2 separate regions of the Homo sapiens genome follow, and region 1 is linked to region 2. The links are chromatin contacts, found by Hi-C in ENCODE. All regions are on one chromosome and are shown on one strand. Each heading gives the region's core, a stretch centred on a gene start or an enhancer-like site at or near the end of the contact. The rest is flanking DNA. Distances are from core to core; before and after follow the strand shown.

Region 1 (6,655 bases), core at 115-2,614, 500 kb after region 2:
GACTCACGGACCCTGCTTAGTTAGCACTTCACCTGGTGTTGAGCCTGGCGCCCCGCCTGACCACTTCCAAGATCTGGGCTGGCCTCTGTGCAGAGGAAGCTGAGACCACTCTTCGCCCGCCACGGGGACCCTGATGACGCACCCCAGGCCACCAGGCCACTGCCTTCACGGTGGGTCCCCACCCGTGTCTCCGGGTTCCTAAACTGCCTGGAGGGGATGTCTGGCCTTTCCTGCCCGGGATGGTGGGTTAGGAAGGATCTGGGGTCTGGCACCGGACTTGTCCCTGGACAGACCTCACCTTCCTTCCACTGCCAGGGAGCAGGGAGGCTGCCACCCACTGCATGAGACCCGGGCACATGCGGGCACTGCCAGCACGCGGGGTGGGGGCTGGACTGAGTCCGGACACCTTCTCAGAGACTCCGGATGGAAGGGCCTAAGAGCCTCCGGTTTCTAGAGGGGGCTGAGATCCGGGGAGTAACTGGGATTTGGAGCCAGGATGGAGGGAACAGGGCTGGGGGATTCTCTCCCCAGCCCCGTCCCCACCCCCTAGAGAAAGTGAAAGTGCTAGAAACCTCCAGATTCCCGGAACGGGGGACGGGAACACGGAGGACGCGGCCTGAGCAAGGCCCCGGTGGCTGCCCCCTCCCCAGCCAGGGCGCAGTCCTTCCTGTTCCGCCTCTGGGGGGTGGGCGGCTCCTCCAGGGTCAGGCGGGGGCAGGACGGGCCGGCCCGGGCTAGTGTTACCGGACGGCCGCGGCGCAGGGGAAGGGAGAGCGCGGGGGACGCAGGACGCCCCGGCTCCCGAACCGCCCGGGTCTCCACCGCCACCCCTGTCCCACTAGGGACCACCCAGGGGCCCGGGCTCCCTCCGGAGGCGCGCTCCAGCCCCTCCCCGTTTCCATGGCTACCAGCAGCGGCGTCCACACCTCTGCCCCCGGTCCCACCCGAGCTGACCGTACCGGGAGCCCTGGCAGGGCCCCTCGCCCCCTAGCGCTGCCACTAACGTGGGGTGGGGGCCCTCGTGGGGGACCGAGAACAGGCGGTGGGGGCGCGGGAAGGGGCGCCTCCTGTACCCCCGGCCCCGCCGCCCGCCTCCGCTCCCGGATGCCGGGCCCAGACCCGCGCTCGGGGCGCTCGGCCTTTGTCCGGCCAGGTGCGGCCGCGCTCACCCGGGCTGGGGCGCTCGGGCTCGGGGCCCTCGGGGGTGCCCGGAGCCTCCGTCCGCTCGGCAGTCTCGTCCCCGCCGCCGTCGGCGTGAGCCTCCACGGGCACCACGGTGAAGTTGGTGGGCATGGCCGCCTGCAGCCGACAGTCCCCGTCCCGGCCCGGCCCGCGCTGCGCCGCTCCCGCCGACGCCACGGGACTTGGAGGCAGGGGCGGGGTCCGACCGAGCCGCCCCGCCCCGCCCGGGCCACGTGACTTCACCTGCTTGCCCCGCGGCCCCACGAAAAGTTGGCCCGCGGCGACTTCCTGCAGGGACCCCAACCCAGGCTGCGTCTGTCTGACCGCCGCGACCCGGGACGCGGGGCTTTCGCTGCCTGCGCTCCCGACCATCGCAGAGCCCGCGAATCCCCGCTCAGTCTCCTGCACCCCCTCCTGCTCCAGCCCCCTGCCCCTCCTGCTGGAACTCCCCGCCCTCCCCGCCCTCCCCGGCCCCCTCCCCGCCTCCCCTCTTGTCCCCTTCCCCGACCCCCCACTCCTGCTCCAGCCCCCTGCCCCTCCTGCACGCCCTTCTGCTGGAACCCCTCACCCCTCCTGCACCCCCCCACCCTTCCTGCACCCCCTCCTGCTGGGCCCCCCTGCCCCTATGAACCCCCTCCTGCTGGAACCCCTGCCCTTTCTGCACCCCCTCCTGCTGGGCCCCTCCTCCTTCTGCGCCCCCTCCCGCACCCCCTCCTGTTTGCCCCCCATTTCCTGCTCCAGCCCCCTACCCCTCCTTCTTCCCCCTCCTGTTCCCCCCTGCCATCCTCCAGCACCCACCTCCCACACAGTCCGCCCACCCACTCCAGGCTGTCAACACCCGCTCAGACCCTGGGCTCCTAGCCTGGCTCCTGGCTAGCCCAACCTGGCTGCAAAGGCAACTCCAGTGGAAGGAGCCTTGGATAGCCTGGGGGTGGGGTACTCCGGAGCTTGGTCCAGCTCCAGTTTAGGGACCTAACCCAGTAGAGGGAGTCCCCCCCCCCACCCATGACAAATACCACCCACGAAGACCCCAGTCTCCTCCACACCTGCCCCAGGAGTGCCCCGCGGCCCCTGCCCTAGAACCCTCCCTTCCCTCCTTGGGAAATGTTCCAGAAGCTCACAGGGTGATGCAGGGAAGGTGGAGTTCCAGAACCCACCAGGCAGACACCAGGATACCACCGGCCAGCACCTGGCACATTTCTCAACAAATGACTCATGAAAAACGGAACAATCAGATGTCCGTCAATGGGGAATTGGGCTAAAATGCTATGGCACACAGGTGCAATGAGTCAGCCTTTATTCCTAATCACCCACAACTGCTGTACGACAACAAAGCAGAAACACAGGTGGTGTGGGCAAACACGGCCACAGCCTCTTGTCACGTGGAAAATGGGTATGGCCTGGCCATGTTTTAGCCGCTTGCCTGTCTAATCCTAAAAGGCAGCTGGAGGGGAGTGATGGCCTCCGGGCTGTGGGATCACCGGGCTCTGTGGGTTCAAGGAACGCAAGCCCAACCTCTCCAGCCATTTCCAGTAAAGCCAGTCATGCCCTGGGGTGGCCTAGGGTTCTACCCCTTTGCCCCATGGACTCTTCTGGGCAGAAGCTGTAGGCCTGGGACCCTCCTGGAACGTCGCCCATCCAGCACCAGCCCTTGCAGAGGTGGGGGTTCCTCTGGCCTGGGTGTCTGGAGCTGTGCCTGCTCCACACTCTCACCCCACCTCCCACCAAAGGGAGCTCAGGGCTGTGGATGGTGCTAGGTCAGCTGCCTCCCTGGGTCAGTGGGTTGGAAGGTAGGAAACCATCACCTCCCCAGAAGATAAAATAGTTCCCAGGCATCCTTATGAGGAGGGCTGGCTTTGCTAAAAAGATCCAGGGGGTGGGAACAGAAGTGCCCAATGGGGTCAATTATAGGGTTCACACTTAGGGTGCTGGGTAAACCCTCTCCTCAGTCACCCCAGCAGGGGCTTCTGTACATTCAACCCTGGTTGCCACCCAGCGCTATTCCCGAGGGTTGGACAGAGCTCAGGGTGGGCACGAGGCCTTCCCAAGTGATGCCAGCAGGAGCAACAGATGTGCAGGGCTCCCGTCGCACATCCAAGCTCTGCTTCACACCCCAGGACCCCAGGGCCGGCTGCCCGCCATGTGCTGGCTGTGGACCTTCAGAGGAGCTGGTTTGGAGGGTCTGTGGCCAGGGCCAGCTCCCGGACTCAGGACTCATCAGCTTCATTTTACAGAGGAGGAAACTGAGGCCCAGGAGTTTAGGGTCCTGTGGCAGCTCCGAGGGTGGTCTTCTCTGTGATTACAAAATCTTGACTAGGACCAGGGGCCATGGCTGAAGCACCTGGGTGGGTGCCCAGCCCTGCCAGGCAGAAGGCAGGTGGCTTCTCTTGTTTAAATCTTAGATCTTACTTGTGGGAGACCTCGGGTGGGGGGTGAGGTCTGCTGCCTTTTGCATTCTAATCAGGTGAGTCACGACAGGGATCAGCACCCTGTAAGCACCTGCGGGTCAAGACAGAGACCCTTGCCGGAGCCCAGAAGCCGCTGCAGGCCCCTCCCATCCCATCAGTAGCCCATCCCTAGGGGTCTGGTGGCCCCTCCCTTCGCTCTGTGGGTTTCCGTGTCCACGTATATCCTCCCACACGGCAGCCTGGGGTTAAATGTGCGTTGTGTGACTTTCAGTGCTCTCTTCCTACCCACCTCCATCCCTCTGTCCTTTTCTGTACCCGGCACCTGTTGTAGGAAGTGGCCCTCGGACACGTGGAGGTACCCGAGGCCTGGGTTGGAGCTGCATCTTTCGGTGCAGGCCTCTGCGTCTCCTGGAAGTGGGCACCTGGAGCCAGGGGACTGCTGGGATCCGGGTCCAGTCCCCTGGCAAGGCCGGGGGCTCGCAGAGGGAGCCACGCACTGTCTGGTGGTAGCTCCTCCGTCCGCAGTCGTTGGTGCTTGATGTCTGAATCGACAGATTCATGGAGCAAAATGGTGATTTTCCAGTGCGTGGTGGCTTCGTCATGAATTCACTGGAGGGAGAGGCTCATCTTGTCCGTCTGGCCATCTGGATAATGGTGCCCACAGGAAAGGCAGGGCAAGGGTGCCTCTCCCTCATTTGTCAGTTTCCACAACGGTGAATTGGTTCCCGACAATCTCCCAAGTATATTTGTACATCGCTGATGAAACACATTGGTGGGTCTCAGTCGATCACCATTAGTGCCCTTTCCAAGCATCGGTGTCCAGCTTTGCCCAGGGGGCCTCTTCAAATGCAATCTCGCATCCTTATGATGTGAGCCTGGTCATCTGCGATGGCCTCTTGGCCGTGTGCAGGGCACAGCCAGGGGAACCCTGGGATTTAGTGCGAAAGTGTAGCCGATGGTGGTTACATTCTGTGTGTAGATTCTCGAAACAGTCCCTGCTGCCTGCCACCCTGGGGTGGAGTTTCTAATGGATTAGGACGGACACCCAATGCCAGCTTCCAAGCCAGGAGGCCGCTCGTGCCCACGGCTTGGAATCAGGGCTGTGGCCTGGGAGGGCTCTCACCAGACGCAGGCTGCCTCCAGGTATCTGTGTGCCTCTGCCCACGGAGCTTCTCCCCAGGTCCGCGGGTCCCCCCAGTCCACTTCTGCTTTCCTGTTAGGGTGGGGGGCTCATCTCCTGGTGCGCCATCTGCATCCTTCTGGGCTGGGAACCTGCTGTCGGGTATCAGGCAGGGCGCACCTCCAGGGCTGAAGGATGCAGGTGGGGCTGGCAGGCAGAGTGTCCGTGGAGAGCTCCGTGTCCAGGGAAGGGGACACCTGGAGGAGGCCGGCCCTGGAGGCCCCACACTCCTTCTCACCAGAAAGCCACCCGCCTTCTGCCTGGCAGGGCCGGGCACCCACCCAGGTTCTTGCCTGTTGGCCCAGCACCCATGGTGAGTGGGGGAGAGAGCGAATAGGGCAGAGCAGAAGAGAGAGGGGAGGAAGGAGAATCGGGGGAAGGGGGAGGGAAAGGAAAGAGGTGGGAAGGGAGGAGAGGGAAGGGAGGCCCCAGTTACCCAAGGCTAAAGTGATTTTTAAAAAACAAACCTTTTTTTTTTTAAGCGTGGTGAGCCTCTCCTGGCAGGGTGGGGTATGTGGACATCAGTGGAGGAAGCAGAGTCTCCGGCCACCTGTGGGACCCACACTCTCCCTGCCCAGGAGTCCCACCAGGGCCGAGAATTCTGCCCATGGCCAGGGTGGCCCTAAAGCCCCACATCCGCCACCACCTGTGGGGGCTCGAAGGGAGCTGTGGTAGGCAGGGATGACAGAAGACCCCAGCCACAGCCCCAGGCCCATGGCTGCATCTCCCCTGAAGAAGCAGCCCTGTCCCAAGGGTTCTGCAAACAATGCCAGGCTCTTCCCAGGCAGGCACCGCAAGCTGCCCCCCGCCCCGATCCCTGGCTTGCCCAGGGCGGGGCCTCTGGGCCTGGTGGATGGTGGGCCTGGCCTGGCGCTGGGGAGCCTGTCTGCACAGTGGCCAGGTACGTGGGGTTCTGAGCCTCCCCCGGGTCCTGTGCCTGCTGGGCAGGGGTACATCCCATGGAGCTGAATCTGGGAATAGAAGGGGCCTCCCCTCCCACAGAGCTCGTCTCAGACCATCTGTGTCTGAGACTGTAAGTGACGCCAACAGAAGGTCAAGCTTGAGCGACAAAGCTCTCAGTCCTGTAATTCACGGACACTGAGTCTTCGCTCAAGTTCCCTCTGGAAGATTCCGTGGATGAGTCCGACACACTCTTCCCCTCACTCAGGAGGCTCCAGGATTTTTAGACCACGTGTGTGGCTTTCCTTCTCTCAAAGTGTAACTCACATAATGTTACTCAGAATCTCACACGGACGCCCGTGAGTTGCAGACACAGGGAAGGTTCGCATCTCCTCTGAAGTCCAAGCTGCCCAGAAGCCCACCCACCCCCCGCCAGCTCTCGTTCCTGCTCCACAGGTGACTTCTTTCCCGTGAAGCTTGGGCAAATGTTTGCTGTCGGCTCAGGGGGAAAGGCCATGCCAGGGTCCAGATGGGCTCAAAACCTCCCAACCTGGCAGACACGCAGCCCTTCAGAAATGGAAGCAGAGCCCAGGACACGATGTGGCCAATCCTCTCTCAGACGTCATAAAGAGCTGGGTTTGGAAGACGAGGCCAACCCTCATGGATGCCGCCCCCGACCCCAGCAACACCATGAGATCAGGGATTTGCTGGCTCTGTCTCAGAGCCGCGGAGGGTCCTGCTCAAACCCCAGAGCCGTGGGGATGGGCTGGGGGGCTGGTGGGGAGCGTACTGCGAGGGGCCACTGAGCAGGCTGGGGTGAGCTGGGCCTGGCCTGCGGGGGTGGGGGTGCAGCCTTCGCTGGGGAGGCAGCCAGGGAAGGGGTTCCTACCAGCCCGAGATGGAGCAACGAAGCAACTAGTGAAGCCAAGTTTGCAAAATTATCACCGTTGGTGGAAGGGTTCCGACCTGACTCCATCTTGGTTCT
Region 2 (6,535 bases), core at 3,117-5,616:
TGTGAGTGTGCTGTGGCTGTGAGCGTGTGCACACGTGAACTGAGCGTGACAGTGCGAATGTGTGTGCCGCGAATTCCACTGGCCACATGAATGCAGGCGAGGCCGCTCCGCTAGGCTGTGGATTTCCAGCATGGCCACGCTGGTTGCCTGTGTTGTCTTGTTGACACAGGATGGAGAAAGAACGATGCAGGATGCATCTCTGAGCCTGGCTCAGGCACCCAGAGGGAGCTGGGTTTGGGAGCAGCTGCTCTGCGTAGCCCTGGCTTGGATGCTGCGAGCCAGGTGGGCCTGGGGTGAGCGCTCGTCCCTGGGGTGGGTGGAGGCCCCCATTTCCCTCTCAAGTCCCCTCACTGTACATCACAGCCTCCTCCCACCCCCGCTCTGTTTAGAGAAAGCCCAGAGGCCCCTCAGGCTGAACCTCCAGCCCTCTTCTCTGACCATGTGGGTCTCCCTGTTTCCTTCCGCTGGCCTGGTCTCTGTAGGGCTCACTGAGCCTGCAGTCTGGGACCCACAGGCTTGAGGATTGAGGCTCGGGGCCTGGGAGCCTCCCTGGGATGTTCTAGAAAGCTATGGATGGGGCACCTGTCAGGGAGACAGCACACGGAGAGCCTCTCCCACCTGGGTCCTACCATAGCGGCCTGGGCCTGTGGGCTTAAAGAGCCGCTCCGGAATTTAACTGGGCCTGAGGGCTGGTGCCCTGTGAGGAACCCGGGATAGAACCTGGGGACAGAGGCCTCCATTAGTCCTTGGGAGCGGCAGGTAGCCCATGGGGTCACTGTGATCCCGGCACATTGTGGGAGCGTGCGCTGGGATGGGGAGGGGTCACTGTGAGCACGGTGCGTCGTGGGAGCGTGCGCTGGGATGGGGAGGGGTCATCGTGATGATGGCACAGCACACTCTCCTGTGGTCTAGGTTTAGGGATGCCAGTGAGACCCGCTGAAGCGTTGGGGCCCTACCCGAGGTGAGGCGTGCCCAGGTCTGGGGACTCCTGTCTTGGGGCCCCTCCCAGGAGAACCACCCCCCTCCTCTGGCAGGAAGCCCCCAAAGCTGTGGAGGAGCCCTGGGCCCACAGACAGCATCCCTGCTGCTGGGGACCCCAGGCCTGTGCGGGTGCCGCTGCCATGGGGCTGATGGGGCCCAGCCCAGCAGCCCCTGCCTTTGCTTTCCCGGCTTCTCTGCGGCTCTGTGCTTTTGCTGCCCCATTCCAGGCCGGAAGGCTCCCGCGCCTCCATGGATCTTCATGATTTGGCCAACCAGAGTGAGCACCGTGAGGAAGTGGAGACAGACACAACTTTCAGCAGCAGAAGACAGGATAATAAAGTTGGGTTTGGTTTATGATCTAACGTGACCATTAAAAGTGTTTAATAAACAACGTTAAAGACTACTTAGTGGCAGATGCATCCGGCAATGCTTAGCATAGCCTCATGACTGTCAATACGCACAGGCTTGAAAAACACCTGCAGGATACATGTGGGCATGTTAGTGTGGGTTATCTCAGCAGGGCGGCATATCGAATCTCGGTGCCCTTCTGTAGTGTCTATATTTTCTACAGTGAAGCTGGGATACTTTGGTGAGCAGAGGCATTGTTTTCAAAGTTCCCATTGGTACTTCCATCACATCCCCGTGTGGTTCTGTCCTGGACCGGCTGCCCACTGAGGTCCCACTCGCCCCTACCCTGCCCTGTCTGGCCAGCTGGGTACCTGCCCAGGAGGAAGAGGCTCAGTGTTTGGGGCCTGTGTTATGCCCTGAAAAGCCACTGCTGTTGGGTGAGGGCCCATGAGGCCTTCAGTTTGCCATCGTCATGTGCTTCTGAAGAGCCAGGATGCTGTCCACTGTTTGTCTCCTGGCGGGACAGAATTCCACTCAGTGCATATCAGGGGCAGTGATGGGGCTGGGGGTGTGAGGGCTCAGCTGTGCCCTGAACTCCTTCACAGTCTTGCAGGAGGGGTCATGGAGCCATATCTGGGTTTGCAATTTTTGGAAAGTTACGTGACGATCTGCACTCAGGAATGCTGAGTGTTCGGCAGGCCCCATGAACAGTGATCAAATGTGACGCTGTGTGTCCCACAGCCTAAGGGCTGTGGCAGAGACCAGGAGGGCCATCAGCTCCCACAGCTTTCGAGTCCACCTCAGGGCTCCTCCTTGCTGACCTCCCTGGGTTGTCAGTGGAGACAGCCACCCTCCCACAGAGCACCTGCCTGAAATGGGCCAGGCCGCCCCTGTGCCCTGGCTCTTGCTGCACATGCTGAGGTCAGCACGGAGGCGCCCTCGGGCACCAGCATGCCCTCGGGTTTGCAGCTTGTCAAATATCCCATGAAGGCAACCTGACCAAATGTGCTCTAACACCACTGGACCAATGGAACGTCTTGGGCTGAACAGATGCAGCCTTGCATCCACCGCCTGCCACCACCCTCTGTGTACACCCCCTGCACACACCTCTGCACACACCCCCCCTGCACACTGTTGCACATACCCCCTGCACACAGCCTGTGTACACTCCCTGCACAGATCCCCTGCACACAACTCCCTCACACATCCTCTGCACAAACCCTGTGTATACCCCCTGCACACACCTCTACACATACCTTCACACACCATGTATACCTCCTGCACACACCTCTGCACACACCTCCTGCACACACCTTGTGTACACTCCCTGCACACTGTTGCACACACCCCCTGCACATAGCCTCTGCACACAGCCTGTGTACACTCCCTGCACAGATCCCCTGCACACACCTCCCACACACATCCTCTGCACAAACCCTGTGTATACCTCCTGCACACACATCTACACACACCTCCTGCACACACCTTGTGTACACCCCCTGCACACTGTTGCACACACCTCCTGCACACACCTCCTGCACACACTGTTGCACACACCCCCACACATAGCCCCTACACACACCTCTGCACATACTGTTGCACACACCCCCACACATAGCTCCTGCACACACCTCCTGCACACACCTCCTGCACACACTGTTGCACACACCCCCACACATAGACCCTGCACACACCTCCTGCACACACTGTTGCACACACCCCTTGCACATACACCCTGTATATACCCCCTGCATACTCCTTATGTACAGCACTGCACATACTCCCTGCAGAGACCCTGTGTGCATCCTCTGCACACACCCCTTCTGTATACTGTCTGCACACACCCCCTACATGTACACCCTCTGCACACTCCTCCTGCATACACCCCATGTACACCTTCTGCACACACTCCCTGAACACATTCTGAGTACACCTCCTGCACACCCCGTGTACAACCTCTGCACACACCCCCTACACACTCCCCTACACACTCCCCTACACCATCCACACACACTCCCTGCACACAGCCCCTGCACACATTCCCCATGTACACCCTCTGTCTGTGTATACCCTCGTCTACTACCACCATACGTACCCCCCACCACTACCCTGCCTTGTCTATCACCCCCCAGGCTGTGACATACCAGGGATGTTGCCAACGAGCTGGTCTAATCTGGGGTGAGGGTTTCTGGGTGCCCCTAGACACCAGGAGAAAGGCGGGGAGGGGACACCCCTGGGGGTCTGGATTCACTCCACCAGGCGCTGGGCCACAGTGGTACGGTGACACAGTAGATGTCTTGAGCAGGATTAAAGTCTTCCCAATAAACAGGCTGAACTCTGTCTTCCTTGAAAGCTCTGTAGAAGGACCTCACAAGGATAAACACAGCGAGACCCTCCAGGGCGCGGTCAGCCACGAGCCACAGTGCTGGGCCTGTGACATCTCTGGAGGTTCTGGGGTGGAGAAGGACCGGCCGTGGGGAGTGACTGGCTGGGGAGAAGCTCAGCTCCCGCCCACCTCTGGGAGGCCCGGGGCTGGACGGGAGGTGCAGCAGACAAGGCTCCGGGCGGGTGCTGGGGTGTCTGGAGGGGTCCCCGCGGGGGGGTCGGGTTGGGTGGGGAGTCTAGGTGAGTCGGGGGTCCCCGGGGGCGCTGGGTTCAGGGTGGGAGCGGAGTGTGGATGGGGCAGGGTCCCCATGCCCACCACCAGCCGCGATTCCACCGCGCCTACTCGGGGTTTCCCCGGGAGGACACCGCGTGTGTCAAGGGCCGGGGCCTAGAAGGCGGCCGCGCCCAGGGAAGCCTTGACAGGGAGCTATCTGGGGCGGGGGCTGGGGTCGCGTGGCCAGTACCTGGGAGAACCGCCATTCAGGAGAACCCCCCGCCAGGCTCTTGGTTCCGCCCACGCAGTCCCGCCCCCTCCCCCAGCCACGCCCCTCGCCCCGCCGCGCAGGCCCCGCCCCGTCCCGCCAGGCTCTCGGTTCTGCCGACGCAGGTCCCGCCCCTCTCGTAGCCTCGCCCCGCCCGCCGCGCAGGCGCCGTCCGAGGGCTCCGTTTGAAACATGGCGCGGGCTGGCCCTCGGCTGGTGCTGAGCGAGGAGGCGGTTCGGGCGAAGAGCGGCTTAGGGCCTCACCGCGACCTGGGTGCGCCGGAGGGCGGGCGGGGGTGCAAGCGTGAGGTGGCGGGGGGGTGGGTGCCGAGCTTCCCGGGGCGGCGGCGGACCGTGGGCAGGCGGGACCCGTCTACGCAGGCGCCGCGGGCGTCCGGAACGGTCGCGGGCGAGCGGGGCGCGCGTGTCCAGGTGAGCGACCCACCCCCCGTGCCCAGGTGCGGCCCCTGCCCGCGTTCGGGTCCCGGCGTCCCGGCCCCTGCCTGTCTATCGGGTCACTGGTTCCGTGACTGGGGGTTACATCCGCTGAGAAGAGGGAGCCGGCCTTGCTGTCCAGGAGCGCAGCCCGCCCTCCCGCTGGGGATCACCTCCCTGGTTCTCCTGGGCCCACTCTGTGGTGATTGTTGCGCTCGGCCTTCTTGAGGATGTTGGTGGCCGGTTTCCTTCTTTTTGGCTTATTTTTGTCTGGTTTTGGCGTCAAGGTGAAGCCGAGCTCATAAACTGCTGAGAAGTGTTGCCTTCTCTTATATTTAGAAGAGGTTCTGTAGAGTGTGTGCTCATTGTTTGAATGTTTCCTGGAATTTTCCAGTGAAACCATATGGACATGTCAATTTCTGTTTTTGAAGCTTTTAAATGACAAATTCTGTATCTCTGGTTGTTAGAGAACCGTTCATATTAGTTCACCGCGAGTCTTGGCTGTGTGGGGTTTTGTGGCATTGGCTTATTTGAGCTAACTTGTGGAGTGTGTGTGTTGAGTTGTTTCTGGTGTTCTGTTGTTAGCCTGTTAATGTCTGTGTGTGGTCTGCAGGTGTTACTGGACCAACAGGTTCAGTCAGGTGCTGTGGGGGCCACAGGCCAATACACTGAGACAGTGGGGTTTGCAGCAGAGAAAGAGTTTAAGGCTGGCAGGGGCCCAGCAGGGAGGTGGAAGGAGGCCTCAATCCATCTCCCCAAGGAGATCTGAGCGGTTTTTTTTTTTTAGACGGAGTCTCACTCTGTCGTCCAGGTTGGAGTGCAGTGGCACAATCTCAGCTCACTGCAACCTCCACCTCCCAGGTTCAAGTGATTCACTCAGCCTCCTGAGTAGCTGGGATTACAAGCACGCGCCACCATGCCCGGCTAATTTTTTATATTTTTAGTAGAGACGGGGTTTCACCATGTTGGCCAGGCTGGTCTTGAACTCCTGATCTCAGGTGATCCACCTGCCTTGGCCTCCCAAAGTGCTGGGATTACAGGCATGAGCCACCTACACCCAGCCTGAGCTGGGGGTTTTAGAGGAACAGGACTGTGAGGAGCTGGAAGATTGGTGTTGTCAGTTGGTGGAGGTAAGGGCCATGGAATTATCAGGGTGTGGAAACTGCATTCTTTGGTGAATCCGCTTGCGGGGCCCTTTAGACCAGCTGGCATCAGTCCCCAGGTCCTGAAAGAATATCTCAAATGGAAAACTTAACGGTTTATAATGTCCAGGTTATTATCTGTAGAGTGGTTAAGGGGAACTGTAACCTCGTGACAAAATCCAAGTGATCCTGAGGCAGTAGGCACCACAGGGCTCTGAGGAAGCAGGTGAGAGGGCAGCTGACCTCGGGACATGCCGAGTCCTCCCTTCTTCCCTGATTAGTGCTACAAGGTTTACAGGGATATCCCTTTTCTGTTCCTGATGTTGATAATCTGTGTATTCTTTCTTTTTTAGTCTTGCTAGAGGCTTGTGAATGTTATTGATAGTTTCAAAGAACCGACTTTGGGTTTGATTTTTCTCCAGTGTTTTTCTAGTTTCAAATTTCATTGATTTCTGCTTTTTTTTATTTCCTTCTTTCTGCTTGCTTTGCATTTATTTTATACTTTTCTAAATCCTTGAGGCAAAACTGTAGATTATTGATTTGAGACTTTCCTATTTTCTATTATAAACAGTGCCACAAGTTTCCCTGTAAGCACTGCTTTAGCTGTATCCACAAATTTTGTTATGTTGTATTTTAATTTTCATCCAGTTCAGCGTATTTTAAGAATTTCCCTCGATACTTCCTGTTTGACCTGTGAATTTTTTTTTTTTTTTTTTTTTTGAGGTGGAGTCTCGCTCTGTCACCCAGGCTGGAGTGCAGTGA

What was found. Hi-C counts contacts between places; a loop is a spot of excess contacts on that map. Pooled maps may share reads with other maps.
Region 1: a loop to region 2 is called in a map of CD8-positive, alpha-beta T cell, with 4 times the contacts of the local background. The contact joins the promoter of SLC12A7 here to the promoter of CEP72 in region 2. A Hi-C loop is called at or near these places in 3 of 168 maps with a recorded cell type or tissue (CD8-positive, alpha-beta T cell and naive thymus-derived CD4-positive, alpha-beta T cell) and 9 of 50 pooled maps.

Annotation. Positions count from the first base shown.
Region 1 is chr5:1,110,699-1,117,353 of GRCh38, forward strand. It overlaps SLC12A7 (solute carrier family 12 member 7), which reads right to left and starts at 1,365. Exons shown (of 24, transcript NM_006598.3): 1 at 1,170-1,365. The coding sequence starts at 1,293.
Region 2 is chr5:607,974-614,508 of GRCh38, forward strand. CEP72 (centrosomal protein 72) reads left to right here and starts at 4,367. Exons shown (of 12, transcript NM_018140.4): 1 at 4,367-4,470. The coding sequence starts at 4,389. It overlaps CEP72-DT (CEP72 divergent transcript), which reads right to left and starts at 4,237. Exons shown (of 3, transcript NR_103444.1): 1 at 4,179-4,237; 2 at 3,474-3,780. RefSeq lists enhancers at 3,290-4,220, 4,221-5,150.